Linked DNA regions of Mus musculus: all the other regions are linked to region 7. Evidence: chromatin loops called from intact Hi-C (ENCODE). Cell type or tissue: left cerebral cortex. All regions are shown on one strand.

Region 1 (4,000 bases), 58 kb after region 7:
GTTGACTCAATGGTGGAATGCTTACCTGGCATGGTAAGGTTTGGTCTTCAGTATCATAAAATGTTTTAAAAGGGGTGGGGAGATGGCTCAGTGGTTAAGAGCACTGATTGCTCTTCCAGAGGTCGTGAGTTCAATTCCCAGCTCCCACGGTTTCACCAAACCTTAATTTAATTCCCAGCCTGAGTTGGGACCTACATGGTAGTAGAAACCAGTTTTTTTTTCCATATTTTTTATTGGGTATTTATTTCAATTACATTTCCAATGCTATCCCAAAAGTCCCCCACACACTCCCCCACCCATTCCCCTACCCACCCACTCCCACTTCTTGGCCCTGGTGTTCCCCTGTACTGAGGCATATAAAGTTTTCACGACCAATGGGCCTCTCTTTCCACTGATAGCCGACTAGGCCATCTTCTGATTCATATGCAGCTAGAGACACGAGCTCCAGGGGTTATTGGATAGTTCATATTGTTGTTCCTCCTATAGGATTGCAGATCCCTTCAGCAGCTTGAGTACTTTCCCTAGCTCCTTCATTGGGGGCCCGTGATCCATCCAATAGCTGACTATGAGCATCCACTTCTGTGTTTGCCAGGCCCTGGCATAGTCTCACAAGAGACAGCCATATCTGGGTCCTTCTAACAAAATCTTGCTAGTGTATGCAATGGTGTCAGCGTGTGGAAGCTGATTATGGGATGGATCCCTGGATATGGCAGTTTCTAGATGGTCCATCTTTTCGTCTCAGCTCCAAACTTTGTCTCTGTAACTCTTTGCTGTTTGAGGCAGCCTGGAGTGTATGAGATAGTATACATAGACTGAGGACATCCAATAAACCTAGTTTTTGTTTTTAAATTACAATCTGTAGGCAACCATTCCCGCTGGCTCTTTTAATTTCCTTGGCATTTATTACCTGCTACTGCTTGTGATGTTTCAGCTCAGGGCAAGGGCTGGTGTCCTGTTGTTCAGTTGCTGGCTCCTCATGCTCTCTGAGCACAAAGTAGATACTTATGTAGCCAAAAGCAAGGTTCTCAGCTCCCCCAGACTGGCCCTAAGTGTGCTCAAAGTGTGCTTCCGACACCCTCACCACCTATCTGCCCACAGGTGGAGTCAATTGAGCCACGTCATGAGCTGATATGTGCCTTCTGGAAAGCCCACAACGGGAATGGGTACTGGGACACCGACGGCTGCTCAATGAATGGCACTGGCTTCTGCCACTGCAACCACCTGACCAGCTTTGCCATCCTAATGGCTCAGTACCATGTGCAGGTAAGCGGTAAGCTCTAGACCCACAGGTAGCCAGGTGTGCTAGGCAGGAGCATGGTCTCCACTCAAGGGTGTTGTTCAAGCAGGCTCCTTTGGATGGCCCCATGCCTTGCTTTTTAGCTCCTCCCCTGGAATCCTCTTTATGACCCAGTAGCTGATGGATGCAGGCCTCTTGTCTGAGTCACTGCACAACTGTCAAGAACTGCTAAAAGCACACCAGTCTGGGCAGATGAGATGGGTCAGTGAGTAAAGGTGCCTGCAGGTAGCCAACCTAATAACCCGAGTTCCATCTCCAGAAAGCACAGTGACAACAGATACTTCACCCGGCAACCCTCCTCCCCTGCAAATAAAAGGCCCTGTGTAGATTGTTCCAGGTAGTGTAGCTTCCTGAACATGGCTATTACCTGGGCCACATGGTCAGCTTGAATTAGCCAGTTGGCCCTGTAGTCCAAGACAGGATGCAGGATCATAGGTAGGAGGGGTGTGAGGGCACACCACTCATCCTGGTTGCCTGCTCCTAGGACCCAAGGCTGGAATTGATCACCAAGGTGGGGCTGTTGTTGTCCCTGATCTGCCTGCTGCTGTGCATCCTGACCTTCCTGCTGGTGAAGCCCATCCAGAGCTCTCGAACCATGGTGCACCTGCACCTGTGCATCTGCCTCTTCCTGGGCTCAATCATATTCCTGGTCGGCGTGGAGAATGAAGGGGGTGAGGTAAGTTCCAGAGCATGGAGTTAAGTCCTAGGAGTAAGGCCCAGCTGGGGCTCAGTGTGGAGCCAGAACCTGATGGAGCCCCGCTGCTGGGGCATGAGGCTTTGAAGCCCAGTGGTCCTACCGGGCACTGATTCTTCCTAACTCTCCATCCCACAGGTGGGCCTGCGCTGCCGCCTGGTGGCCGTGATGCTGCATTTCTGCTTCCTGGCCGCCTTCTGCTGGATGGCACTGGAGGGCGTGGAGCTCTACTTCCTGGTGGTGCGTGTGTTCCAGGGCCAAGGCCTGAGTACATGGCAACGCTGCCTGATTGGCTACGGGGTGCCCCTCCTCATCGTGGCCATCTCAATGGCAGTTGTCAAAATGGATGGCTATGGGCATGCAACATAGTGAGTGTACTGAAGTGAGGCCCAGGCTGGGCGGGGCCAGGGCTGGGGCACTGACTGATGGGGCACCTTCTCCTCCCCAAGCTGCTGGCTGGACTTTAGGAAGCAGGGCTTTCTCTGGAGCTTTTCGGGACCCGTGGCCTTCATCATTTTCGTAAGTACTCTCTGGGCACTGGAGGCCTGAGCAGCCAGACTGCTAACTCCTTGCAGCCCTATAACCCGAGACCATGATCCCCACTCAGTGCAATGCTGCCATTTTCGTGATCACTGTCTGGAAGCTCACAAAGAAGTTTTCTGAAATCAACCCAAACATGAAGAAGTTAAGGAAGGCGAGGTGAGAGGGGCAGGGAAGGAGGCTTTGGGGCAAGGGCTGGAGACCGGGCTGTTTGCTACAGTTGTCCACCCCCACAGGGTGCTGACCATCACCTCCATCGCCCAGCTCCTTGTGCTGGGCTGCACCTGGGGCTTCGGCCTGTTCCTCTTCAACCCCCATAGCACATGGCTATCCTACATCTTTACCCTGCTCAACTGCCTGCAGGGCCTATTCCTCTATGTGATGCTCTGCCTGCTCAACAAAAAGGTAGGCTGACCAGAGCTGGCTATGGAAGAGCCCAGGGTGGGAGGAGGCAGGGCCAGGCCTGAGTCCCTAGCCCAGCTCCTTTTTTCCCCATAACCTGGTGCCTTGTGTTCACAGGTGAGGGAAGAGTACTGGAAATGGGCCTGCATGGTCACTGGGAGCAAGTACACAGAGTTCAACTCTTCCACAACAGGCACTGGCACCAGCCAAACACGGGTAAGGGGCTGGCCTGCAGTGGGGCTGGGAGGGCAGGCCTAGGTGAGCTCAGCCTCAAAGGCCTCCTTCTCTGCAGGCTCTCAGGTCCTCAGAATCAGGGATGTGAAGGCGAGTTCCATGAAGGACAGCAGCACATACTCACGGCTGTCATTCTGCCTTCTGTTCCTGCCACCTTTCGGCCTTTGACCCCACTTCATATAAAGAAGGGATGCAAACCCAGCAATGAGCCCTGCCACGGGGCAAGGGGTCGCTGGTCCTGCTTCTGGTTGTCTCTGCCTCACCACAGCTACTGCCTACCAGAGAAACAGAATGCAGCCAGCCCAGACCTGCAGCCCACTGCCTGGTACACGAGGCAGGCAGTCCTAGGACAAAGGGAAGAGCCCTTGAGACCTGGGCTCTTTGCCAGGGTGCTGGGTTCAGTTTCCTTAAGCTAAGACTGTGGATGCCACGTCAGCCACTGAAGCCCGCCTGCTGCTGAGGCTCACGGTACAGAGGCCTCGCTGCTCCACATCCAGGGCAGAAGGTCTCACAGCTAAAGACTAGGTTTTGTAATTTTTTTAACCTGTAAACCTTTCAATGTTGACACACAAAATTAAATATCATATTGATAAAAAAGATGGCACGTTTGCTGGTGAGAAGTTTGCTGGCTTGACCCAACCCCATGAGATGTTGACCGAAAGGGATGGGGCTGGAGCCATGCATTCACAATAAAAGTTTATTCTTACATCACTAAAGCTTTGGAACAATAAAAAGAGACATCGATTTGTCACCTAGAAAGAGGTTCTGAAGCAGCAGGTGGGAAAGAGAGTGGCCATGTTGCCCTGGCTACACATACGGTTACCGGCTCTGCT
Region 2 (4,000 bases), 91 kb before region 7:
TCTTGATGAATCGCTTGACAGGGAAACTGAGGCTCTGAGCTGCCTGAGGTTCCCCCTGCCCCGCCCCCCAAATCAGTGAAGCTTGGAAGTGAACCCAAGCTACCAGAACTAGCAGCTGCAGGCTGGGAGGAGCCCGGAGTTGGGTTCCAGAGGCCAGCAGAGCTAAAAGGACGGTACTGCTTTGTCCAGGCCAAGCCAACAAGGTCCTGGGACACTTCAAGGCAGATTTCCAGACGCTACCCTCAACCCCCAGTCTCACATTGCCCAGAATTCCGGCCTTTTCCTTAAGCCAAACAGCTTCAGGCGCTTCATTAGCGCCTCTGAGGCCCCCGCCGCCCTGGGGGATGAAAGCAGCGGAGAGGGGCGCTGTCCTAATTCCGGCACACCTAGCGGGGGGTCGGGCGCTGAAAGGGACGCGGCTGGCCGGCCCCGCGGCCCCGCCAGCGGCCGACCGGCCCCGCCGTCTGCGCTTCAAATGCAAAATCCGAGCGGGGGGGTGGGGACGCCGGTGGCCTCTGCTCCTCCTTTAATAGACCAAAGGACTCTGGCGGCTTAGCTCTTTTTCCTAATTTAAAGATATTTTCAGGCTTTTGGGAGCTCCCCGTGGCGAAGCAGGAAGGCTGGGCTTTGGGGGGGGGCCTTGAAACAGCCACCACGGTTGCCCACGGAGGAACAGGAGAGCTCGGAGCAGGAGAGACAGGCTGGTTAGTGTCCAAAGATAACGCGGGATTCGTAGAGATCCGTGTTGGGTCTTTGCTCTCTGCCTCAGTTTCTCTCTCTGGAACCTCTGCTGGTCCCAAGAAGCTAGGACAGAGGTGCTTACTAAATTTAAACATCGGTCTCTCCTAAGAGAGGGTTCTCAGGGTCAACCCTGGAGGCCTTGGGAAGCGGATGACTTGGGAGACAGATGGAAGAGGCGTGTTACCTCCCAGTCTGGCACCCTGGATGCCAGGGCGGGAAGGAGAGTGGAGAGCCAGGCCAATGTGTGCAGCCGCCTCCATACGGGAGGATGGGAACCAGGATAGAGAATGGAAATGCAGCCTGGAGTTAAAGATAGTTTAGGGAAGATGCGAGAGGTGCCTTTCTCTTGATACTGCCCAGGTTGCACTCACTGCCTCGCCCTCCCAGTTCCCCCTCCTCTCTTCCTCGCCCGCGGCACCCCAGCGGGCCTACCAGCCCTCCCCCCCTTCCCCCCCGCCCGCTCTCCTGCTCCGCTTCTCGGTTCCTGGCCAGCCCAGTTCCCTCCCTCCTGCCCACCTCCCCTCCTCCTAGGACTGCCTCCCGCTCCCGGGAGTGCGCTGCCCCTTCTCCCTTCATCCCGCCACACTTCCCTCCAGGAGCACTTCCTTCTGGTCCCCCCTCTCCCTAGGCGGGGCCGCAGCCGTCTCGCAGGCGGAGGAGGGGAGGAGTGGTGTTTGGAGAAGCGCCCGCTCCCAGCCCGGGGACCTGGTACCCGCGTCGCCCACCTCTCCCGCGCAGCCCCGGACCCACTACGCCGGGGCGCGAAAGCTTTCGGGGGTCACTGGGGCGAGTCGGCGGCGCCCAGATCCCTCCAACCCCGCAAGTGGACCACGGGGTCCGCGGACCGGGACGTGGCTCTGGCTTTGGCCCGAAAGGGCGCGGCGGCTCTAGAACCCGCTAGCTCCCACGAATCCATCCCGTCCCGCACTGGTGCCTACTGCAGCCCGTCCCCTCCCCGCGTGCTGAGCCGGGAGCGGCCCCAGAGTGCGGGAGGGATCGCACATAAATCTGCCGTAATGATGGTGGTGCTAATGAGACCCCGCAGCTCGCCAGCCGAGCTCCCGCGCACTGCGCATGAGCAGTAGCAGCGGGCGCTCCCCAGAGCCCGGGACTCCTCCACACTTCTGACAGGCCTAAGCGGGAATCCGGGAGTCCCAGTGTTTGGGTTGACATCTCACCCTGTGCCTGCGCTGTGGCTCAAGGGCAAGAGTTACCGCCATGAGGATGACTGTCTTCCCTGGCTTCACTTATTGCCAAGCCACCACGGTAGACCCTGGTATCCCAAGGTGATCCGAAACCGTACCAGGCACACAACGAGACTGCTTTCTAGTCAAGAAGGAAGGTCAGAGTTGGGTTTTCTTGTTCTCGGTCCATTTCTTAGCTGTGTGACCTTAGGCAAGTCGCCTGACTTCTTTTGACATTGAGTGTGCTGTGTGCTGTATTGTAATGCACCTACATGCAACACGCCCCTAAGACAACCTGCACTGTCACAGACACATAAAAACCCAGCAGTTCTAGGGGTTGGGGAGACAAGATAATGTCTGCTTCTAAAGATAACCTTGAGCTTATACACCTCTGAGCTCAGCCTGCGGTGGCCTCTCTATTGTGGCTGGCTGGGATTTAATACCTTTGCTTTGTCTAGAGTCTGCCTCTGCCCTAGTGGCTCATGCTGTCCACGTCCACGTGGAGAGATAGTAGACTCCGTAAAAATGTGAGGTCAGGGATATGATTCAGTGCGCCCTACCATGCACACAGCAGTGAATTCCATCCTCAGCACACTGCATGTAACTGGGCATGGTGGCTCACACCTGTAATCCTAGACCTTGAGATGTAGCAAATGGGGGACCAGGAGTTCATGGCTGGCCTAGTCTATAGAGAGTTTATATGGTCTATATAGTGAGTTTCCATCAAGGTAGGGCTACACAGTAGATCCAGTCTGAAAAATGGGGGGTGGGCTCTTCCCTCAGCCGTGTGTGGTTCCTAAGCTGTGTGGATCCCAGTGCCTTCTTCCTGCGAATCTCTCCTAGCCATCTGGAGCAGCAAAGGTGGAGAAAGGGAAGAGGAAGCCTGATTTCAAATAGATAGTCCTAGCATGATAGCCTAGTAGGGTTAAGTGGTTGCTGCTAACCTGATGGGTTCAATGACCTTGGATTCAATGCCCTGGACTCACCTGCTGGAAGGCGAGCACCAACTGTTCCAAGTTATGCTTTGACGGCTCTATCCCCAAACACCAATAAATAAATGTTTAAACAAATTAAAAGTCCAGGAGCTTTGAGAACTTAGCTTTGCTTTTCTGGCAGCGCAAAGGTGTCTGACTTGGCCCTAAAGACAGAGAGAGGCAGTCTTCCTCTGTCGTCCAGCACCAACTTGGACCTAGACCTTGTTTTCTGGGTAGTCAAGGTGGTGTAAAGCAGCCATTTATTAAGAACGGACGCTATCGGAGCTCCTGCAAGCCTCCAAGAAAACACAGCCTTATTCTAGTTGTGTGTGCATGTGTGCAAAGAGGATAGTTGACATCTGGTGTCTTCCTGTGGTGTTCTCCACAGCAGCAGCAGCAGCAGCACCATCATCACCAGTAGCAGCAGCAGCAGCAGCAGTAGTTTTTCCAGACAGGGTCTCTCTGTAGTCTTGGCTGTCCTGGAACTTGCTGTGTAGACTAAGCTGGTCTTGAGCTCACAAAGATCTGCCTGCCTCTGCCTTTTGAGTGCTGCAACTAAAGGCCTTTGTCACCATACCCGGCCTCTGCTTTATGTTTTGAGACTGAGCTTGGAGTGCACAGCCCTTGGCTACTGACTGGTCACAGAGTGAGTCTCAGGGATTCGACTGCTTTTGCCTCCTAGCACTGGTATTACGAGACACACTGCCATGGCTTTAAATGCAGGAATCAGGATTCAAACTCAGACCCACATGCTGTGTGGCAAGCACTGGACTCATTTCTAGCCCCAACTTTTTTCTTTTAAGAATATTTTATGGGTGTGAGGGTTGCCTGCATGTGTGTCTGTGTGCATCACATGCATGCTTGGTGCCCGAGGAAGGCAGAAAAGGGACTGGAGTTATAGACAGTTGTAAGTTGCCATATGGGTACTCGGAACCAAACCACGGTCCTCTGGGAGATCAGCAAGTGCTCTTAACTGCTGAGCTACCTCTCCAAATTTTATTTTTCTTAAAAAAAATTCTAAAAATACTTTAAAATTTATATTGCTATTTTTTTTAAATTATAATATCTGTGTGTGGATGTGTCTGTGAGTGCTGGTGTCCT
Region 3 (4,000 bases), 110 kb before region 7:
GGTTGCCCAGCATGTGTAAGGGCCTGGATTCTATCTCCAGCCCAAATGGAGAGGGAGGAGTCCTTTAGCTACTAGCTTCCTTTCTCCAGCAGCCCACCCATCTCTTCTGCAAAAGCAATCCAGGAGATAGTTTGAACTAGCACGCTCCATTATGAAGAAAAGTCGTGATATATATATTTTTTAAGGACCAAGGCTCAGTTTGGAAAAATCCTAGCAGGATGTCCCCTCCCCCTCCCGCTTTCCAAAACCCTTCTCTCCCCCAATTCTGGTGGCCGGTGGTGCGCCCCTGGTGGCGGCCGAATTGGCTTGCCAGCCTCCATCCTAACCGTGGCTCTTGGGTTCTTGGGCAGAGGGCTCAGAAGGCAAAGGATGCAGGGAGGTTGTGAACACGAAGAGTCACCCGCACACCCCGGACTCTGCCTGCGCAGTCGCAGTGGAGGCTGCGCCGGCAGCCGGGCTCCGGGAACCAAAGCGTGCACGCGCGCGCGCAGACTCGCCCGCTGCGGGTACCTCTAACCCTCTACTCCTTAGAGGTACCCGAGGCCTGGATAGGGTGCAGTTCACTCTAGCATCCTGCCTTTCACGTTGGGACCTTATGCAGAGTGACCACGTCGTTCCTTGGCATTACATTCTGTACACCTGGTCCCATTAGATCCTTATGCACAGGCTGTCCTGCGTCTTGGGTTACCCTAAGTCTATAGGCACGACACCCCATCTTTTGAGCACCGTGTACTTGAGGACACCGATGTGCAGAGTGTCTGGGCATGAAGATACCCAATGTTCTGCATCATTGTGATCCCATAGCCTGAGCATCTAGCATGTTGGACACCTCATTCCAAGACATAATGGTACCCTTCTGGGCTCTCAGTGTGTGGGGCCTACGGTCTCTGGCTCAGTAAACCCTTGTTTCTAGGGTTCCAAATTTGTCTCAGCCCAACTCCTTCCAGGAGATGCCTGCTGCACCTGCAAGATCGATGTGACCTGTCGAGGGAGCTGGATGATTGGGGTTTGTGCACTCTTGCGGTCCCTGGGGGCTTCCTGTACTGGATCCCTTGAGCAATTTCTGAGCTCCTTCCAGTACCACACTCAGAACCCACTCAAGTGAACAGTGAGATAAAGGCCTCACTGAGCGCTGGACATCGTGAGCATACCTTTAACTCCAAAACTCAGTTCGATGGCAGTGAACAAATTATCTCCTCTGGGACTGACATTCTAATTGGTGAAACAAACAAATACTACAAGGTCCTGCAAATGCATAAACGATGCCACCAAGACACAAGTGTCACCAAGGAAAGGAAATAAAATGAACCCAGAAATGGTGGCAGGCTTTGCAATGTAGGAGTGGGACAGAAGACTGCATTCACGGTAGACTCTCATAGCTTCAGCGCTACGCTCTTTAGTTGGGGGAGGTCCCTGGAGGTCTCTCCAGGAAGATGGGGTTTGAATAAAGAGCTGAGAAAAGGGAGGAGCCTCAGGGTTGGGGAGGGAATATGAGGAAGGTCCTGCCAGGCAGATTGAACAGCCTTTTCCAGGGTCCAGAGGCAGGAGCATTGAGCAGATCAGTGAAGGCCCCTTCAGATGAGAGGGAGGAGGTACTGAGTACGTTGGCTTAGTGGGCCATGAGACAGAAACTATGGGAAGGAAGGGCGAGAAGGAACTCAAGTGTGCACAGGTCCTAATGGCCACTAGGGGGAGAGTGTGGGGTAGAGAGCAAATGCCAGAGACTGCTGATAACGGATAGTGTGCTGGTGGAGGATAGCAATGGAGATGGGGAGGAAGATGTGAGGGGCTAAGATGTGCTTCTGCAGTAGGGCACCTGCCTAAGATCCCTCCGTGAGGATTGAGGAATGTCAGTCAATCTTAGAGCGCTGGCTCAGAATCTGCTCTTGGGAGGAGCTGGTAGGGCTCTTGCCAGGGTCTATCGAAGGCCATGTTCCAATCCCCAGCACAGCAAGGAAGTGGAGTGAGGACAGATGCAGGGTAGCTGAGCATCAGAAGGAGTGGGGATATTTGGAGGTTAGCTGTAATATTTACATTTGACCCACCAACTAGCAAGCACTAAAGCAAGTCAGCCCTGGGGGCATGGCCCAGGTGTGAGAAGACCCCCTTCTCCATCTCACAGAAGGACAGTCGAGGTTCCAGATCTCACAGAGCAATTACAGAACTGGAGTCAAAACTGGACAAGGAGGCACATTCTGTAATCTCAGCGTTCTGGAGGCTGAGGTAGAAGTGCCCTGAGTTTGAAGTCATGTAGTATGATAGTATATGACTCCGTTGGTGTGAAATATCAAAAGAATAGAGACAGGAAATGGTGGTCCGAGACTGGGAGAGAGAGGGCAGTGGTGGATAATAGGGTTTCCTATGGCGGGGGTGTGAGACTGGTAGACATGTCGTGGACCTAGACACGTGCCCTGGGCTGTCCGTCCTGGAGTGTTGAGCACTTACTTTTACATAATAATATTTTAGCCTCGGTTTTTAAAAATAATGTGCGTGGAACAGCAAAATGGCTCAGCAAGTAAAGGCATTTGCTACCAAACATGATGATCTGAGTTCGATTCCTGGAACTCACATAGCAGAAAGAGAGAACTGACTCTCACACGTTGTCCTCTGAGCTATACCCACACTCATGCACACATGCAGTGTGCACACACACACTAAATATATATTTAAAAAGTTATAGGGGTGACTTGAGAGAGCTGGGGAGTCGGAAGCTGACCATCAGACGAGAGGTTGGTGAGTGAAGGCATAGGACACAAGGGAAGGAAGAGTGGCTGGGTTTAGAGTATGCTGTAGAGACACTCCTTAACCCTTGCACCTCCACGTGCCTAGCACCCCGACCTTCGCATTCCTCTCCACAGTACTGCCCACCTTAGAGTGTTCTTGTCTGTCGTGCATGTCCTCTGCTGCCGGCACTCGTGTTGAAAGCTTGGTCCCAGCTTGGCACTGTTGGGAGTCAGTACATACACCTTTGGGAGTTGGAGCTTTATAGAGGTCTTTGAATCACAAAGTGCCTTAGTTATTTTCTGTTGCTGTAATACAACATCATGGCTAAGGCACTTAGAAAAGAAGGAGTTTATTTGGGGTTTACAGTTTCAGAGGGTCAGAACCCATGACCACCATGGTGGGGAACATGGCAGCCATTGGGCAAGCAAGGTGCTGGAGCAGTAGCTGAGAACTCACATCTATGACACAGGCTCAAGGCAGAGCCAGCTAACTGGGAATGGTGTAGATTTTAAACCCCAAAGCCCACCCTCATGACACACCCCCTCCAACAAGACCACGCCTTCTAACCCTTCCCAAACAGTTCCACTAAGTGTTCAAGACCAAGTGTTCAAACATATGAGCTTCTGGGGGCTATTCTCATTCAAACCACCACACTGAGGGTGACTGAAGAAAACTGTGAGGGTCTCCTCCCTTCCCATCTCCCCCTTTTACTTCCTGTTTAGGAACTGAATGGTGTGTTCTTCACATCTACTACCAAGAAAGATATGTTGCCTTTCTGCAGGCTATATGATTATGGAGGGAACCTCCAAAACTTTGGGCCAAAGATATGTCTTTGGGGCTGATGTGCTACCAGGAACCCAGTCGGTCCCGTTAAAATAAACCGTGGTTCTTTCCCCAGCCACTAGGGGCCGCTGTCCTACTGTTCTGTGACTGCAGGTGAGCCAGCTCGTCCCTTCTCCCCAGGTGTGCAGGAGGCACAGCTACCTCCCCAGCCTGGAGAAGGGGAAAGCTGAGGTCTGATGGGCTGGAGGGAAGGAGAATGCAGAGAGTGCCTGAGATGGGGACTGGGGGAAGAAAAAAGTGTGTGGGGACAGGGGTGGGGAGGAGGTGAGACAGGACTGGCAGTGTTGTAGAGACTGGCAGGAGGGAGCAGTGGTATAGGAGTAGAAAGGAGTTTGGAAGATGCCACCCCAGACATACTTATGAGTGAGATCAAGAGATAGATGAGTAGATAAAAAGGAAGAAGGGTCCTTAAGAGATCCTGAATGCTTACTGG
Region 4 (4,000 bases), 170 kb before region 7:
CTTCTACTACTATCTGGCTGACTTGGAAAAATCACCCTGCTCCTATTAAAACATGACCAACAGGCTGACTCTAGCCTCGCTGTTCTGGTTCTATAAATAAGGAATAAAAGTAATACTAGGCAATGACCATGCAACCATTTTTAAATGCAAGGAGCACAAACAGACTGATTGAAACCTGATCTCTCAGCATCTGGGAACTGTGAATCCCTTAATCTATCAGCTCCTTATATCTCCTCTTGGCTTCCAAATAAATCGTATTCCACACTGTTACTCTACCTTTTATTTATTTATTTACACCCTGCCTTGTTCCAGTAAGGATTTAACCCAGCTTATTCTATAGTTAGTCATAAGTAGATTCATTTAAACTTAAGGGGTAAGAAACTAGGGAGAGGCTGAGCCACTGACCCACCCCAAGCACACACATAGCAGCTCCAAGTGAACAGGAGTGGCTGGCCTTAACTGAATACCACCAACAGCCACCAAGAGGCACTAGTTGCCACAGCCTAGGCTCTCAGAGCTCCACCTCCTCAGCTGCTACATCCTTTCAACACTCAGTAGAGAAATGGTCTCGTGGAGTGTTGAAAGCAGGTCCTCTGAAAACAGGACTTGCCTTTTGCTGGGGAGCTGAGAATCCAAAGTGACTTCACAGTTTACATGTTCATGGATTTATTTGAAAGTCTTTTGCTCTTTATGGCTCTTGTTCTCTCATCTGTGTGATGAGAGCCATGTCCACCTTTATGTCCCACAGATGAATTAAGTCATTCTGTGAAAGATCCACAAAAGCCCGTGGCCTCCCAGTTGATGGAAGTTGGATCCCATCCCTGTTTGGTCAGTCCACCCACTCCCCAGACAAGGTCAGCCCATCAAAAGGGATGAGGGGTTCCTTGCACTGAGTTAGCTGGCAGCTAGTAGAAATCTCAGAAACTGGAAGAGGCCTGCCTGGCTGTGGCACCCCTCACCTCAGGACATTCACCCAGACCAGGAGCTGGGGAGACCAAGTTACCTACAAAGCCTGGAGTCAGAAGCCCCCATCTCTCCTCAGAGGGAGCTCAGACATAGGATCTGGGACTAACCTAAAGGAAGAAGGCTTATAGGCAACACCATGTTGTTACGGTTGGCAAGCAGGAGTTGTGGGGGACAAATCTGGAGTTGTCTGGGGAGGGGGTTTTTGGGAGCCATGGGGTGAAGAAGGTCTTGACATGGGCGGACAGGGCAACAGAAGAGTCTGGCTGCTTTGTAGGAAAAGATACCCACAAGGAAAAGGGGGGGGGACGGGACTGGAGGTTGGGATTCCATAGGACACGTGGATGGTTTCTTAGGAGGAAGGGCATCAACGCGGGGTCTAGCCATAGGGAAAAGGCGTGGCTGCGGGTCTCCAGGGAAAGCGTACAAGGACAAGCGGTGCAAGACGAAGGGTGACGAGGCCTCCACCAGACAATGTACACTGGACAGAGCCGGCTCCACCGAGAGACCGGAGCTGGGCCATGGAGGCGTATCTAATGGGAGATCTAGTTGGCCCCGGGAGATTGGGGGTGGCGAAACCCCGAGGGCAGGAGGGTCTGGGGTCCCCGGCTCAGGCCCGGCCTCACCGTCAGACAGGGCCTCACTGCATTCGAAGCTGATCTCGAACCGGAAGGGGCTGTGGAAAGGGCTCGGGTTCTCCAGCACAGCCACATTCAGCACCGACACCTTGGCCATCACCGCGCCCGGGAGCCGCAGCTGCTGTGGAGACTTCTTCACAGTGACTTGCGACAGAGAAGAAGGGGGGGACGACAGGACGGAAACCTCCCTGCGTCTCCCAACTCTTCCCTCTGAAGCGCTCCTCCGCTCAGCGCGCTCCCTTCAAATAGCCGGCTCCGCCTTCCAGCCAATCGCCGCTAAGGACCGATGACGGCGCGAGCCATCAGCCAATCTCGAGGCGTCTTCAGGCGCGCGCCTGGACCCTCAGACCAATCAGAGAAGCTCCCTCTTCACGGGCCCCAGGAGGCGGAACGTTAATCTCTTAGCTTCGTAAAGGTCTATCGGGAACCAATCCCTGGAGTCTCCGACTGGAATAGCTCGCTCCGGGGTGGGCGGAGTTAGAGCGCGGAACTTCTCTTGTCCAATCCCAAGGGTTACCGCACCGGCATCCCCCGCCCCTCGTTCCGCTTTTCCGGTAGACGCACCTCACAGAGAGCAGCGCCACCAACGGCCGAACGGTGGCGCGCGACTCTCACTAAAACGCGCTGAGAAGACGGCACTCGCACTCGCAGTGATTGAGTATCGATCGTGGGCGTGGCCGTAAGCGGGTTTCTGAGACGTGATTGGCTATTATGGTGGGCGTGAGGAACGCCGGGCTGGAGAGCTGTGGAAATCGCACACCCTCACAGTGAAAAGCTTTAAGGAGGAGAGAGTGGCCTGGGCGGTTTAGGCGGCTGTCAGCAGGTGAGCGTTTCTGGGGACTACCCTGAGGGGTTCCTACCTTTGAAAATCATGGTCGAGGAGACTGTCGAGAAGGTTTAGATCACCCCTGAGACAAGATGGCGTAGCGATGAGAGGGGATACAGGATCGAGTCTCAGTCCGAAGGGAGTTCTGGTTCGTGGACAGACCAGGGTTTGAATCCTGCCTCTGCACTCTGTCTTTCAGCCCGGGCTCGGTGACGCACGCTTTTTATCCCAGCACACGGGAGGCAGAGGCAGGTGGACCTGTGAGTTCGAGGCCAGCCTGGTCTGCAGAGCAAGTTCTAGGACAGCCAGGGCTACACAGAGAAACCCTGATCCAAAACCAAACCAGTTAACTGCCGCTGTCTGTGAAACTTACCTTTTCTCCTTACTTTCTGGTTCTTTATACCCTGTCATAGCTTCTTACACAACCTTTACCAATCACATCTTTTAAAGGTTAAAACAAAATGGAAAGGTAGATGCGTGCCATTAATCTCAGGACTCAGAGGTAGGCAGACTTCTGTGGGCCAGCCTGATCTACACAGTGAGTTTGGGGAAGTAAGTAAATTAGTTTTCATACTTGGCCAATGCAAAAAGGCCAAGAAGCAATGAATATGATTTTTAATAGACACTTAACTAAATAGGACAAAAATAATCATTTCAAATATGACCATTCTAAAAACACCAATGAGCTATCCTGCACCTTTTTACTCATTGAGAAGTCTTTGGGATCCTGTATGTGTTTCACATTTCAAACAGGTCTGTAACCTAGCATGGGACTGTCCACTTTTATTTGAAAGAGGTATCTGACCTTTTATATTTCACAAAATTTATAGTTGAAAATGTAAGGGGCTGGTGAGATGGCTCAGCAGGTAAGAGCACCCGACTGCTCTTCTGAAGGTCCTGAGTTCAAATCCCAGCAACCACATGGTGGCTTACAACCATCTGTAACAAGATCTGACTCCCTCTTCTGGTGTGTCTGAAGACAGCTACAGTGTACTTACATATAATAAATAAATAAATATTAAAAAAAAAAAGAAAATGTAAGCCAGTAATTTCAGCACTTAGGAGGCAGGTTAGGAGTTCAAGGCCATTCTTGTGAGATGAGGAATTTGAGGGCTAGAGAAGTGGTTCAGTGCTTTAAGAGTATACTGCTCTTGCAGAGGACCTGACTTCCAACCCGCTCTAGCTTCAAAGGATCTGATACCGTCCTCTGGTCTCTGTAAGCATCTGCACTCATATTGTTTAAGTATATAATATTTAAGAATATATATTCTTAGCTGGGCGTGGTGGTGCACGCCTTTAATCCCAGCACTCGGGAGGCAGAGGCAGGCAGATTTCTGAGTTCGAGGCCAGCCTGGTCTACAAAGTGAGTTCCAGGACAGCCAAGGCTATACAGAGAAACCCTGTCTCGAAAAACCAAAAAAAAAAAAAAAAAAAAAAGAATATATATCCTTATTATTTAAGGATTTTTATTTTAATGCTGGAACAATTATTCAGCAATTAAGAGGCAGGCAGATCTCTGTGAGTTTGAGACCAGCCTTGTCTACAGATTGAGTTCCAGGACAGCCAGACAACA
Region 5 (4,000 bases), 100 kb before region 7:
GAGGCTGCAAGGGACTGGAGCAAAAGAAGGGAAGAAATGACTGATTTGAGGTAAAGAGAGTGTTCTAGAATGGAGACAATAGTCACACAACTCTTGAATGTACTGAGCTGCACTTCTGTTTTCTCTTTGGTACTAGGGCTGCAACCAAGGCTTTGCATAGGTAAGTCCCCAAATACTGACCCCAGGCTAGCCCAGCCTAGTCCTTGACTTGCCTTGCTATTATTTTGCTTATTTATTTTGTCTTTCATGTGTGTGAATATTACATCCCCGCTCCCCTCTCTCCGTACACATCTCTTTGAGAGATTCATGACTTTTGTTTTGTGAGCCACTGAATTTCAGCAGGCCATCTGTGTGACCCTGGGTTTGGTGCTACCTGTGGGGCCTGGAGTGCTCAACAGTGAGTATAGTTTTGTTTTCTTTGTTTCTTTAGATGCTACTGTCTCATTCTGCAGCAGTCTGGCCTGGAACTACAGAACCCAGGCTGGACTCAAATTAATGGCAATTCTCCTGCCTCAGCCTCCTGAATTCTAGGACATCAGGTAACACAAACCTTTACTGCTTGACTAAACAGTACATTTCTACAGTACATAAATTACCAAGCTTGGGCATTTTCTTATAGCAACAGGAGCATACAACAGCAGTGACAGCCCGCCATAGGTGTCAAGATGTGGTGTTTTTCCTTTTGTGGGAGAAGTGGCTGCCATCGGCCTGCCCTAGGAGTCCAGGCTCCCTGAAGTTTTACCTGCCTTCTCTCTGCTTCAGCACTGAGTTGTGCAGGTGGCCACAGCTGGTCTGACTGTCAGGTCTTCCCTTCCAGTCAGCAGTTTGAGCTAGCCTCTGGTCCCCAGCCACTGTCTTTCCAGGGCTAACAGATCTGGGTAAGAGGGAGTGCTCCCTGGAGCCAAGGGAAACTTTTTTGTTTCTTTTTTTGTCTCCAGTTTGCCTCAGTCTCTCTTTTCAGGAACACCAAACTTCAGAGGCATGTGAGGCAGCTCTTCTTTTGATTCTCCTGGTTTGTTTGTTTGTTTGTTTGTTTGTTTGTTTGTTTTTCTAGGCCGGGTTTCTCTGTGTAGCCCTGGCTGTCCTGGAACTTGCTCTACAGATGAGGCTGGTCTTGAACTCGGGGATTTGCCTGCCTCTACCTCCCAAGTGCTGGTATTATAAGAGTATGCTACCCCTGACCAGATCCTTTTATTATCTTATATTCATAAAGTCATGGGTCTTATTGTGACATTTTCATAACCACATACTTTGATCACATTTGCCTCTCATGTCTGGCCATGCTTTTAGGGTGTCAGGAGGCCAGAGGCTGAAGGGCATCCACAGGGATAGAGTGAGTTCGAAGCCAGCCTGGAATATATGACACTCTGTGTTCTCAAAAACAATGTCCTCATCACTCCCTCCCTCCCACTGTCCATACACACACACACACATACAAACACACACACAAACACACAGACACACACAAACACACAGACACACACATAAACACACACACACATATACACAAACACACACATACACACACACACACACACACACACACACACCAGTGTAAATAAAATAAAAAAGGAAAGGAAATATTAAAACAAGACTGGAAAGCCATCAAATCAGGCAGTCCTAGAGGCCTGGGCATGCAGCTCATGGGCAGTGGCAGGGTCACTGGGTCTCCAAGTCCCACCAGGCCACCTCTTCAGATACACTACCCTTGTGTGGCTAGGAGTGAATCTGTGGCTGACATCCGTTCTTCACTCTGAGCCTGAGAAGCAGGAGGGAGGGGAGGAGACATTTTTCCATCTGTTCCTCCTGTGATGAAATGTGGTTTACACTGCGCAGGCCCACTCTCCTCCCATCTCTTCTAGGCTCCAAGGGGACAAATAATATAGATGCCAGCAAATGGCTTTGCTGTGTGCTCACTGGGGTATGTTAATCATGGCTCATTTTATGCCCTGGGGAGGGAAAGTATTCCATGGAGGTATTGGGGATATGGGCCTTTCTCTCTCTCTCTCTCTCTCTCTCTCTCTCTCTCTCTCTCTCTCAGTGTATGTCTATGACTGAGAGATTGTGAGATTGTGTATGCACAATGATGTGTCACCCCTCCCCCCAAGAACATTCTAGAACATCCTACTGGGATCCCATCTGACCTTTCTTGCATTTATTTATGCATTTATTTATTTTAAGTTAAACTTACATTTCTTTCATTCTGGGGGAGAGGAGTGTGCACAGCACCCACGTGGAAGTCAGAGAAGAGTGCTTGGCAGTGGCGCAGTGGCTCTCTCCTTGGGTCTTCACCTTCTGAAGGGCGTGCTCCAGGAACTTGAACTCAGAACTCAGGATTGGCAGCAAGTGTTCAGCCATTTTGATGACCCCATTGGTTTTTGGTTTTTTTTTTGTTTTGTTTTTGTTTTTTCTAAGATAGGGTTTCTCTGTGTAGCCCTGGCTGTCCTGGAACTCGGTCTGTAGACCAGGCTGGCCTCGAACTCAGAAATCTGCCTGCCTCTGCCTCCCAAGTGCTGGGATTAAAGGCCTGTGCCACCATGCCCAGCTTGACCCCATTGTTTTTATGTGTTTAATTTTCTTTTTAAACATGGCCTTACTATGTAACCCTGACTAGCTTGAAACTTGCTATGTAGAACAGGCTGGTCTTGAACTCACAGAGATCCACCTGCCTCTGGATGAAGTGGAAATTTCTGGTTTCTTTAGCAACTCCCTTGTATCGTGTGATGTTTTCCTGGACGTTGTCTTCTGAGAGGGCGTGTGATGTTTTGCTGCAGACACTTGAGAGGGCTTGTGATGTTTAGAAAGAATATAAATGGAACCCCACAAACTGTGGGGAGACGCTCTTGCATTGATACACTGTACAATGCTTCGCTGGTCTTCACTTCATAGAGAGAAACGCATCAAAGAACTTCTCCTGGTATTCTGGCTGATGCCGGTCGCTTCTGCTGACTCAGGGATGTAGCAGACCCTTGCGGCTTCTGCTGGATTGAGCTGCCACTACTGATTCATGTTTGGTGTTTGCTGTTGGACCGGACTGCTGGTATCCTGACAACAAAGAGAAGAATCACCCCAAGAAGCTACTTCTAGTCCGGTCCACCCGTTTCCAATTAACCTTCTTTTTCCACTTTGTCTGGTTGGTAAGTTAGAAGAGCGGTTGAAGAGTTTAAGAACCTTAAATAAGGGGGCTCAAGAGATGGCTCATCAGTTAGGATTACTGACTGCTCTTCCAGAAATCCCAGGTTCAATTCCCAGCAACCACATGGTAGTTCACAACCATCTGTACTGGGATCGGATGCCCTCTTTTGGTGTTTCTGAAGACACCAACAATGTACTCACATAAAATAGAATAAATAAATCTTAAAACAAACAAACCATAAGAAAAGTATGTTTTAAAAAATCTAAGCCTACATCTGGAGTGATTGCAGATATTCCCACCACATACCCGCCCCTCCTTATTTATTTGTTTGTTTGTTTATTTATTTTGTGCGTGGGTTTTATACACACGCACACGCACGCACACACACACACACACACACACACACACACACACACATATATATATATATATATATGATGGGGCTTCTCTGTGTAGCCCTGGCTATCCTGAAACTCACTTTCTAGACCAGGCTGGCCTCGAACTCAGAGAGCTCTGCTTGCTTCTACGCCCCTGTTAAAGGTGTGCCCCACCACTGCCCTGCCCCTCCTTATTTTGGTAGGAAGGAACCTATTTATTTTTGATACAGGGTCTTGCATGCGCCAGACTGGCTTCCAACTCACTATGTAGTTGAAGATGACCTTGAACTTCTGATCCTCCTGCCTCTGTTTCTGATGCTGGGATCTCTGGCAGGCACCATCATGTCTCCAACCCTTAGCCTTGTGCATGCGAGGCAAGCATTCTACCAACTGACTCTCATCTCTGGCCCTACTAGGTGACCTTTCTATTTAAGTAGTGCTGCGTGGGATGCATTCCCACCTAGAGTGAAGGGGTTTGTCAGAGAAC
Region 6 (4,000 bases), 140 kb before region 7:
TGAAGCCAGGTGAGAGGACAGAAGGGGTGGTGGGTGGAGGCGGGAGGACAGTGGGCAGGGCTACTGGGGCGCTGAGGACGCATGAGCTCTGTCTGCTTCCCTTGGTCAGATGCAGGATAGTTAGGCGCTGGCTCCCAAAGATCATCTTAGGGGGCAGCACTTCCTTTGTGGACAGGAAGTGTTCTCAGGGTAATACGTAAGGAGCGACGAGTGGAGGAGACGGTGAAGGTGAGGGCCATTCGGGTGTGAACACTATCAGGAGGGAGGCAGAGCCGGTGGAAGGCTGGGCGATGCTAGCGGGTTGTAGGAGTGTGGCTCTGAAGGACTTTAGCAAGTAAAGGGCACGTGAGGAAGCAGGGGTAGTGGGCAGGTGACTAGCACTGAAGATGCCCCTACAGGAAGGGGGACAGGGTCTGTACAGTGGGATAGCAGCCACCAAATATGGACAAGTGGTTTGTGAAAAGAATGTGTCCGAGTGGGAGCAAGCCTGCTGCCCTGTGCCCAGCCCTATGGATGTGTGCGCATGTGCGCACAGGTGTACTGGATCAAGGTTCTCCGTCCCTGCTCCACTGGGGGAAGGGCCCAAAACAGCATGAGGAACAAGATGACTCACTGTAAGGGACACAGTCGTACTGCACCTCCAGGTATTTGTAGGTTCCAGGACAGGGGTCAGGAAAGGCGTCAGAGCCGGCCACCACCACACACTGGGTTCGGTTATTACACCTACAGACGGAGAAGGAAAAAGGAGCTGAGAATGGTGGACTCAGGAGGCTCAAGGGTCAGAGAGCAAACGCAGTCCAAAGGGAAGGTGCTATGGAGTGCAGAGACTGGAGTGCTCTTTTGCTTCCTGCCTGCCTTCTGTCCCACAAGTCTCTGCAGCCACGAGGCAGGTTCTCCCTAGACCAGTACACCTCTGGCAGGCTTCTTTAACTTGAGTGTGAAGCCCCCGTGCCAGTTAGTAAAAGTACACATACTACCACATGTGATGGGTATTTTTGCAAACTACAGCATCCACAGAAGACTTAGTGCCTGTTGTGACACCTTGGCCCTTCTCATGGTCACTGTCACACTCTTGGACAGTGTCTGAGAGGGTCTGCAGCCAGCACAGCCAGAAAAGTCATGAATCTCTACAGGGATTCACCAACCGCAGTCCCTGCTGGCTCCTCCATGGATAAGGATGCCTTATTTTACAACTCGAAGATACCATCACAGACGCTTGTCCACATTTGGTGGCTGCTCACCACACAGACCCTATCCCCTCCTGCAGGGGCGCCTCAAGTCCAGTCACTGCCAACTCCCTGCATCTTCACGTTAGTCGTTACCACCATCAGTGCCCAGCTAAGGTTCACCCTCGTTTTTAGCTAGACTGGGTTTAGAACTGCCTATGACATTAGTCAGGCGTGCTTCTAGGCATGTCTGCGAGGGTCTTGCCAGAGAGAAGACTCACCCCAAATGTGGACAACTTGAGGGCCTGGACTGATGCAACAAAAGGGGGAAAGGAGAAAGGCAGAATGGTCACACATCCCCATGCATCCTGGAAGCCATGATAATCCAGCACTTGGGAGGCAAAGGCAGGTGGAGTTTGAGGCCAGCCAGGTCTACAGAGAGTTGCAAGGATACACAGAGAAACCCTGTCTTGAAATCCAAAAAAATGAAAAACCAAAACAAAAAAGTAACCTGAATCTGCCTCTAGTTCTTCCCGGCACCAGGAAGGACAGAAGAGGAAATCGGGGGGAGGCTAGGGAGGAAATGGAGAACTAGGCATGGCGAAGTCTGGTGTTATCCACCCACCCAAATCCTTTCTTTAAAGCTCAGCCATGGCCTCATAGAACACAGCAATCCCAGTCTTCAGCAGTGCGCTCTACAGAATTTATAACAAGTGTATGAACAAATCCTCAACACACATGTTCACAGCTGTACTGCCTACTTCCACCAACAGGGGGAGACAACACAAAAGTCTGTCCATGGAGGAATGCTGAGCAAAATGTAGCCTGTTAGAGATCTTGGTGGCATCAGTGGTGTAGTGCCTTGTAAAATGTAGCCTGCCCACATGACAGAATGGGCTAGGAAATGGGCTATGGTGCTGACGCATACCAAGGATAAATTTCAACAGTGATTGTGAGGAAAACCTGCATGGGGCAGGATGGGGTGTGTGTGTATGTATGTATGTATTTATGTATGTATGTATGATGTATATAGAGCCAACGCAAATACCCGGACAGAGAACACAGAGCTGAGGCAGCAGGAGACTGGGAAGCAGCTGATAAAAGCTATGTGGTTTCTTTTTGAAGCCATGGAATGCTCTGGAGCTAAGCTGAGCTGGTCAATGCACAAAATGTCGCCAAAAGCATTCAAATTTAGAGTTTTTAATTTCAACGGTAAGTGTAGCCCAATGGCAGATGCTCATCAGATGTGTACAAGGCCGGGCCCCGAGTCACCCCCCAGCTCTGTACCTGAGACTCCCCTGAAGCTGGAGTGAACTACCATGGAGAGTGGGTGTGCATCTGTCATTAAGTGGTGGGACTCAGTCCGGCGGCATCTGTCCAGGCAGCGTAGCCATGACCCTGACAGACACAAAGCTGGGGCACGCAGAGGAGAAGCAAGCTCCCGAGGCCCCATCATGCTCCCTGGTCCCTGTAACTCACCGCTCAGCCTCCAGTGTGGAGGAGGACACAGACATGACTCTGCTCTAGCTGTGCAGATATTGTGGAAATATCTTCCAGGTGCTCAAGGGAGGGGGGAGGGCCTAAGTCCTGGTTGGAGGCTGGATGAGGTACCAGGAGAACGGGGCAAAGGTGGTGAGGCAGCCCCAGCCTTGCACACTTTGAACCAGCCGGTCTTCCCAATGTCCTGTGACGATCTTGGTGTCTTCCTCTCCTCTGCCAACTATGCTGCTTCCAGCCTTCCTCCTGTTCCTACCGTGCAGGCCTTGAACTCTCACCTCTGAAGCATCAAGTGAGCAACTGCTGTGTACCTGGCCATAGCCACAGCAGTAAAGGACAAAAGTCTGTTGTCCCCATATGGCCAGTAACTTAAGAGTTAGGGAGGACATAAGATGAAATAGCAAGCAAAGGCTAACTATCTGATGGCAATATGGATGGAAGGCAGGCAGGGCCCTGAAGGGGTCAGGAATAGGGTAGGTCCTGAAGCCTCGGCGTGTACAGAAGTGTCCAGTTAGGCAGACAGCCACAAGGAAGCAGAGAATAGCCACTTGGAACATACTCATGTTTCTAAAAAATAAAAAATTAAAGGGGGGCCATCGAGATGGCTCAATGGGTAAGAGCACTGACTGACTGCTCTTCCAAAGATCCTGAGTTCAAATCCCAGCAACCACATGGTGGCTCACAACCACCCATAATGAGATCTGACACCCTCTTCTGGTGCATCTGAAGACAGCTACAGTGTACTTATTCATTTATAATAATAAATAATTGGGCTAGAGCAAGGAGGGACTGAGCGAGCAGGGTTGACCAGAGCGAGCAGAGGTCCTACATTCAATTTTCAACAACCACATGAAGGCTCACAACCATATCTGTAAGCTACGGTATACTCATATACATAAGATAAATAAAAATCTTTTTAAAAAATCTTTAAAAAGAAAGAGAGAACAAAACCCCAAACACAGCAGTTGGCTCTGTCACTTCCCAGCTAACAGGCCAGGTTCCTGTGGCCCACAGATCCCCTTGAAGGATGTGACAGACCAGAAAAGGAGGCTGGGGGCCTTCGGGCTACAGGGCTGCAAATTCTGACGCATGTTCAAGTACTGAGAACTGACCCAGCAAGCACTGCACAATCTTGCGTAGGGGGCACTGAGTGAGCTCACAGGGAAGGAGGGTCATCGGTCAGGGCAGGTCACAGATGCACTCAGCCTCAAGAAGGCTTGGGCTTTTGTAGAGGAAGGGTGGGGACAGAGAGTTCCAAGCAGAGGTATAGGGTTGGACTCAAGTGTCCACTGTGCTCACTGGCGGCCCAGGGAGAATGGCCTATCATAGATAAGATG
Region 7 (4,000 bases):
ACTCTACATGTGGCTAGTTTATAGTAGGCATCCCCTGTTTCCGGCTACCCTTTCTCAGGCCACCCTGTGCCTCAGTTTCTTTCCTGACACAGAAGGACCAGTTCCGGCAGCTTCTCCCTCTGGCCTGGATTCCGGCAGAATCCTCCCCCTACTCTAACCTTAGAGAATCCAGTGGGAAATCCCTTCCAATCCATCTGAGCACACGTCGCACTAAGATATTTCTCTGGCCTCCAATTGAAAACAGAAGTTTCCTCCGCATTCATGGAGACAGAGCAGAAGGATAAACAAAGACAGACACACTCGGGCCAGAAAAATCTGATGTAAACACATCGCAGCAGACAAACACACAGGCATGCCAAACATACACACAGCCGGCTGCAGCCACCCGCTTGGGCTAGAGTAGCAGGCTCACTGTGCCCAAAGAGGGCTTCTGAACGACCACAGCAAAGGGCAGGGGCACCCCTGAGTAGATACTCTGGGCATAACCTCATCTGGACATCCAAACCTTTGAGTGTACCCAACCCCAAGCCAGAAGTTCAGGGATTAACACACCACGAGGAGAGATCTCTGGCGAGGTTAGTGGGTGGGCACCGGGCCCAGCACCCAGCCACAACAGGTACTTGGTGTAGAGACCCAGCGGCTTCTCAAGTTTCTCTCCAAAAGCCTTCGGAGATTATTAGCTGAATCAGGTACTAGGCTCCCATTCTTGAATCCCAATCTGACCTTGAACTAGGTAAAGGCACACACCAGTTTACAAAGTCCTATGTGGGTCTGCTCAGTAGACGTTCTCTCTCTTTTCCTGGCTATTCTTCCCTTAAGGCCTCCTCGTGCCTCATTTTCTCTCCTGTACATTGTGGGGGTGGGGTTCCAGGAAGGCCCTCTGGACTCTGACCTTGGGGAAAGCAAGAAAAATCCTGGGGTGGGGCTTGGAGCAGGGCAGCCATGGTTCAGCAGCAGGCAAGGGGCCCATGAGACAGAGGGGTTCAGCTTCGATGACCAGGGATCCACCCAGCATCCTCCAAACTGCAGAGTGATCCCCTTCAAACAAGGAGCCAACATCAAGAGGCAGAGACTCAGGAACCTCAGAGAGCAGCTGAACCAGAGGGGGTGGGAGCTGGGGAGATGGAACATTCAAGGCTGTTGTGTCTCCCGCGCCCACCTGGAAGAGGCATTTTATAGCCTGGGCACCACTCCCATGCCAGGGTTTTCCAATGCTTTTTGAGGGGGAAGGGCACAAATTGAACCAAGGATCATATTCTGCATACACAGAAAGTATTCTTCCACTGGGCGACACCCCTAGCTCTCTCAGCTGTATGTTTTGTTTTATTTTATTTTATTTTATTTTATTTTATTTTATTTTATTTTATTTTATTTTATGAGACAGGTTTCATGTAGCCCGGGATGGACTTGAATTCGCGATGAAGCAGGATCCTCTACTTGCACCTTGTGAGTGCCAGGTGAGAACAGCATTTCTGGTTTTAGTCAGTGCTAGAGATCCAACCCAGAGCAGCATGCAGGCTAGAAAAGCACTCTTCCAACTCCAGCCTACATGGTTGGTCGGTTATTTATTTATTTATTTATTTATTTATTTAGAAATGGGGTCTCACCAAATAGCCCTGCCTGTCCTGAAACTTCCTGTGTAGACCAGCTCAAACTCAGAGATCTGTCTGCCTTTTTAAATTTATTACTGGTGGAGGGATCCATAGCGCATGTGCAGAGGCTAGAAGACACCTTTGTAGAATCTGTTCTCTCCTCCCACCTTCACGTGGTTTCAGGGATTTGGACTCAGGTCACTAGGCTAAAATGTATTTTTATGTTAGGTCACCCATTCACCTGGTTTATGAACCTGAGCAAGTCATGTCACTAGCCTGAGCCTCAGTTTCTCTCTACAATACACATCGCTACTGTGAATGCGCACCTGCCTCCATCCCTGAGCCAGCCATGGCCTATGTAAGTTTGTCCTTGCATGCATAAGTTGGGGGTTACTTAGCTAGTGTGCGCACTGCTAGGAAATAGGTAGAGAGGGCACCTTCATCTCTACCTCACACATGATCAAAAAGCTTCCCAACCAGGCGGTGTCTACAGGCCTCTGTCTGCAAAAACACCCGGACACACCGCTAGTGACCGGTAAGGCTGCTGCTGCAGCGCGGGGAGCGAGCGCCACCTGTGGGCCGCCAAGTGGAGGTGCGAGCGGCGCCTGCGAAAGTGGGTCACAGCCACCTCCTCCCCGCCCAGGGCGCACCCTCCCCCATCCCCAGGAGTAGTTTTAGAAACAGCTCACGTTTATGAAATTCTCCTGCAAAGGACGCTTTCTCAGCCAGAATTTGTCCGCGTATTCATGCAACAGACATTTGCCGAGCGCCTCTGTGCTTGTCCTGGTCTGGGGTCAGAGACAGGGAAGAGAGCATTTAAATCGGCCAGAGCTCCTGATGGCATGAGGATGAGGGTGAGCTCAGGAGGGCAACTGGGACCAGACAAGACAAGACAATTGCTGGATTCAGTAAGTGTACTGAGGAGAAGGCCAACAGAGGGATAGAGTGACACGTTCATGACTGAAGAGCCAGACCGCAGATCAGAGCCGGCTCCAGGCGGTGTGGCTTGTGCAGAGGGTTGAAAAGCTCTGAGCTACCCCATGAGCACACCAAGCTCCAGGTACCAATACACACGGACACACATACACACCTAGACACACATGAACATGAGAGAGAGAGAGAGAAAGAATGAATTACATTAGGTTTTCCAGTTAGGTGTGGCAAATGCAAAGGCCCTGGGGCAGGCAAGCTTGAAGGTAAAGCTCTCTCCCTCTTTCAGATTTATCTTATGTGTATGACTGTTTTCCCTGCATGTGTGTCTGTACCCCACATACCTGGTACCCTCTGAGATCAGAAGGGGGTGTCAGGTGCCCTGAAACTAGAATTACAGGTGGGTGCTAGGAACTGAACTCAGGTCATTTGCAAGACTGAATCACAGAGTCGACGTCTTTAAGCCAATGTGCTATTTATTTATTTACTGTGTATGCACACGTGTGACAGTGCACATGCTATGGCACACATGTAGGGGTCAGAGGACCCATGCAGGAGTTGCTTCTCTCCTACCAGGCAGGTTCTGGGGATTGAACTTAAGTCTTCAGGTTAGGCAGCTAGTGGCTTTACCCACTGAGCCATCTCAGAGGGCAGTTGATGAATTCTTATAAGAGAGGTCAGGGTAGCCAGAACTGAGAGAGGGGTGGTATCAAGACCCCCCCCACACACACACACCGGGACAGAAATTTGACCCGGGGAAGAATAAGCCTTACACTGAGCCAAAACCTGTGGGGTCACCACCCCACTCTCAGCTGCCATGTGACTCACAGAAAGGACCCTGGCTCACAAACAAGTCTAATCATCACTCTCTTTGGCCTTTGCCTCTGACCACAAATTTTCTAAAATGTATGAAGCTAGATGAGGTTGGAGAGGCAGGAGGGCCAGGCAGTCAGGGCCATCCTTAGCTACATTGTAAATCTGGACTATTCTGAATTACATGAGACTATCCTGAGTTTTTAAGACCCTGTCTCGCCGGACGTGGTGGCACACGCCTTTAATCCCAGCACTCGGGAGGCAGAGGCAGGCGGATTTCTGAGTTCGAGGCCAGCCTGGTCTACAGAGTAAGTTCCAGGACAGCCAGGGCTACACAGAGAAACCCTGTCTTGAAAAACCAAAACCAAACCAAAACAAAACAAAACAAAAACAAAAACAAAAACAAAAAAAGACCCTGTCTCAAAAGAATAAATGAAGTTTAAAAAGCACAAGGTGGCGGGGGTAGGCGGCTACATCTCTAGCCTTCCCTCACTGCAGGGAGCTCTCACTCCAGTCCTCAAGAACCTTGCTTGCTCTTCAAATGTTAAAATAAAACTATTTCTTTACTGTATGGCACTATGGATTGAACCTACAGCTTCCATTCTCAGGCCCTTAGGAAACTGCACAGACTGGCCTTGAGCTTGCTCTGTAGCTCAGCCAGACTT

What was found. A loop is a pair of places that touch in the nucleus more often than their neighbours do. Peaks named below come from ENCODE experiments on the same cell type or tissue, not always from the same donor. Only the 100,000 strongest peaks of a DNase experiment are listed, where the experiment ranks them.
Region 1: a loop joins it to region 7, with 2.8 times the contacts of the local background. A loop is called at or near these places in 14 of 42 quality-filtered maps.
Region 2: a loop joins it to region 7, with 5 times the contacts of the local background. A loop is called at or near these places in 5 of 42 quality-filtered maps.
Region 3: a loop joins it to region 7, with 7 times the contacts of the local background. A loop is called at or near these places in 38 of 42 quality-filtered maps.
Region 4: a loop joins it to region 7, with 11 times the contacts of the local background. A loop is called at or near these places in 18 of 42 quality-filtered maps.
Region 5: a loop joins it to region 7, with 6 times the contacts of the local background. A loop is called at or near these places in 38 of 42 quality-filtered maps.
Region 6: it touches region 7 in a loop (9-fold over the local background); 7 of 42 quality-filtered maps call a loop at or near these places.

The regions. Positions count from the first base shown.
Region 1 is chr8:83,723,128-83,727,127 of GRCm38, reverse strand. It overlaps Ddx39a (DEAD box helicase 39a), which reads right to left. Exons shown (of 11, transcript NM_197982.3): 11 at 3,777-4,000. The coding sequence ends at 3,987. It overlaps Adgre5 (adhesion G protein-coupled receptor E5), which reads left to right. Exons shown (of 20, transcript NM_011925.2): 13 at 1,099-1,263; 14 at 1,782-1,973; 15 at 2,130-2,359; 16 at 2,441-2,510; 17 at 2,599-2,690; 18 at 2,768-2,936; 19 at 3,051-3,149; 20 at 3,226-3,877. The coding sequence ends at 3,255. Mir1668 (microRNA 1668) reads left to right here and starts at 3,144; the gene lies at 3,144-3,250. In left cerebral cortex, a CTCF peak has its summit at 2,151 (motif pointing left); a DNase peak (open chromatin) is centred at 2,180.
Region 2 is chr8:83,872,813-83,876,812 of GRCm38, reverse strand. No RefSeq gene overlaps it. Among named protein-coding and RNA genes, the nearest start is that of Gm26721, 25 kb to the left of the region's middle. In left cerebral cortex, no CTCF peak of the experiment used is centred here; DNase peaks (open chromatin) are centred at 153, 964, 1,336 and 1,814; H3K4me3 peaks cover 1,972 bases; H3K27ac peaks cover 1,814 bases.
Region 3 is chr8:83,893,765-83,897,764 of GRCm38, reverse strand. All of the region lies in intron 1 of Gm26721 (predicted gene, 26721), which reads left to right. Among named protein-coding and RNA genes, the nearest start is that of Gm26721, 4.0 kb to the left of the region's middle. In left cerebral cortex, CTCF peaks have their summits at 289, 1,688 (motif pointing right) and 3,626 (motif pointing right); DNase peaks (open chromatin) are centred at 386, 1,676 and 3,628; H3K4me3 peaks cover 511 bases; H3K27ac peaks cover 733 bases.
Region 4 is chr8:83,953,527-83,957,526 of GRCm38, reverse strand. Asf1b (anti-silencing function 1B histone chaperone) reads right to left here and starts at 1,833. Exons shown (of 4, transcript NM_024184.2): 1 at 1,590-1,833. The coding sequence starts at 1,698. It overlaps Gm10644 (predicted gene 10644), which reads left to right and starts at 2,194. Exons shown (of 5, transcript NR_169070.1): 1 at 2,194-2,424. In left cerebral cortex, CTCF peaks have their summits at 488, 1,999, 2,206 and 3,379 (motif pointing left); DNase peaks (open chromatin) are centred at 500 and 2,045; H3K4me3 peaks cover 1,327 bases; H3K27ac peaks cover 323 bases.
Region 5 is chr8:83,886,447-83,890,446 of GRCm38, reverse strand. Gm26721 (predicted gene, 26721) reads left to right here. Exons shown (of 4, transcript NR_166528.1): 2 at 137-160; 3 at 431-539; 4 at 2,215-3,371. Among named protein-coding and RNA genes, the nearest start is that of Gm26721, 11 kb to the left of the region's middle. In left cerebral cortex, no CTCF peak of the experiment used is centred here; a DNase peak (open chromatin) is centred at 1,802.
Region 6 is chr8:83,919,722-83,923,721 of GRCm38, reverse strand. It overlaps Adgrl1 (adhesion G protein-coupled receptor L1), which reads right to left. Exons shown (of 23, transcript NM_181039.2): 4 at 614-723. Among named protein-coding and RNA genes, the nearest start is that of Adgrl1, 22 kb to the right of the region's middle. In left cerebral cortex, a CTCF peak has its summit at 1,927 (motif pointing right); DNase peaks (open chromatin) are centred at 1,937 and 2,539; H3K27ac peaks cover 559 bases.
Region 7 is chr8:83,781,538-83,785,537 of GRCm38, reverse strand. No RefSeq gene overlaps it. Among named protein-coding and RNA genes, the nearest start is that of Gm51542, 13 kb to the right of the region's middle. In left cerebral cortex, a CTCF peak has its summit at 2,157; a DNase peak (open chromatin) is centred at 2,198; H3K27ac peaks cover 402 bases.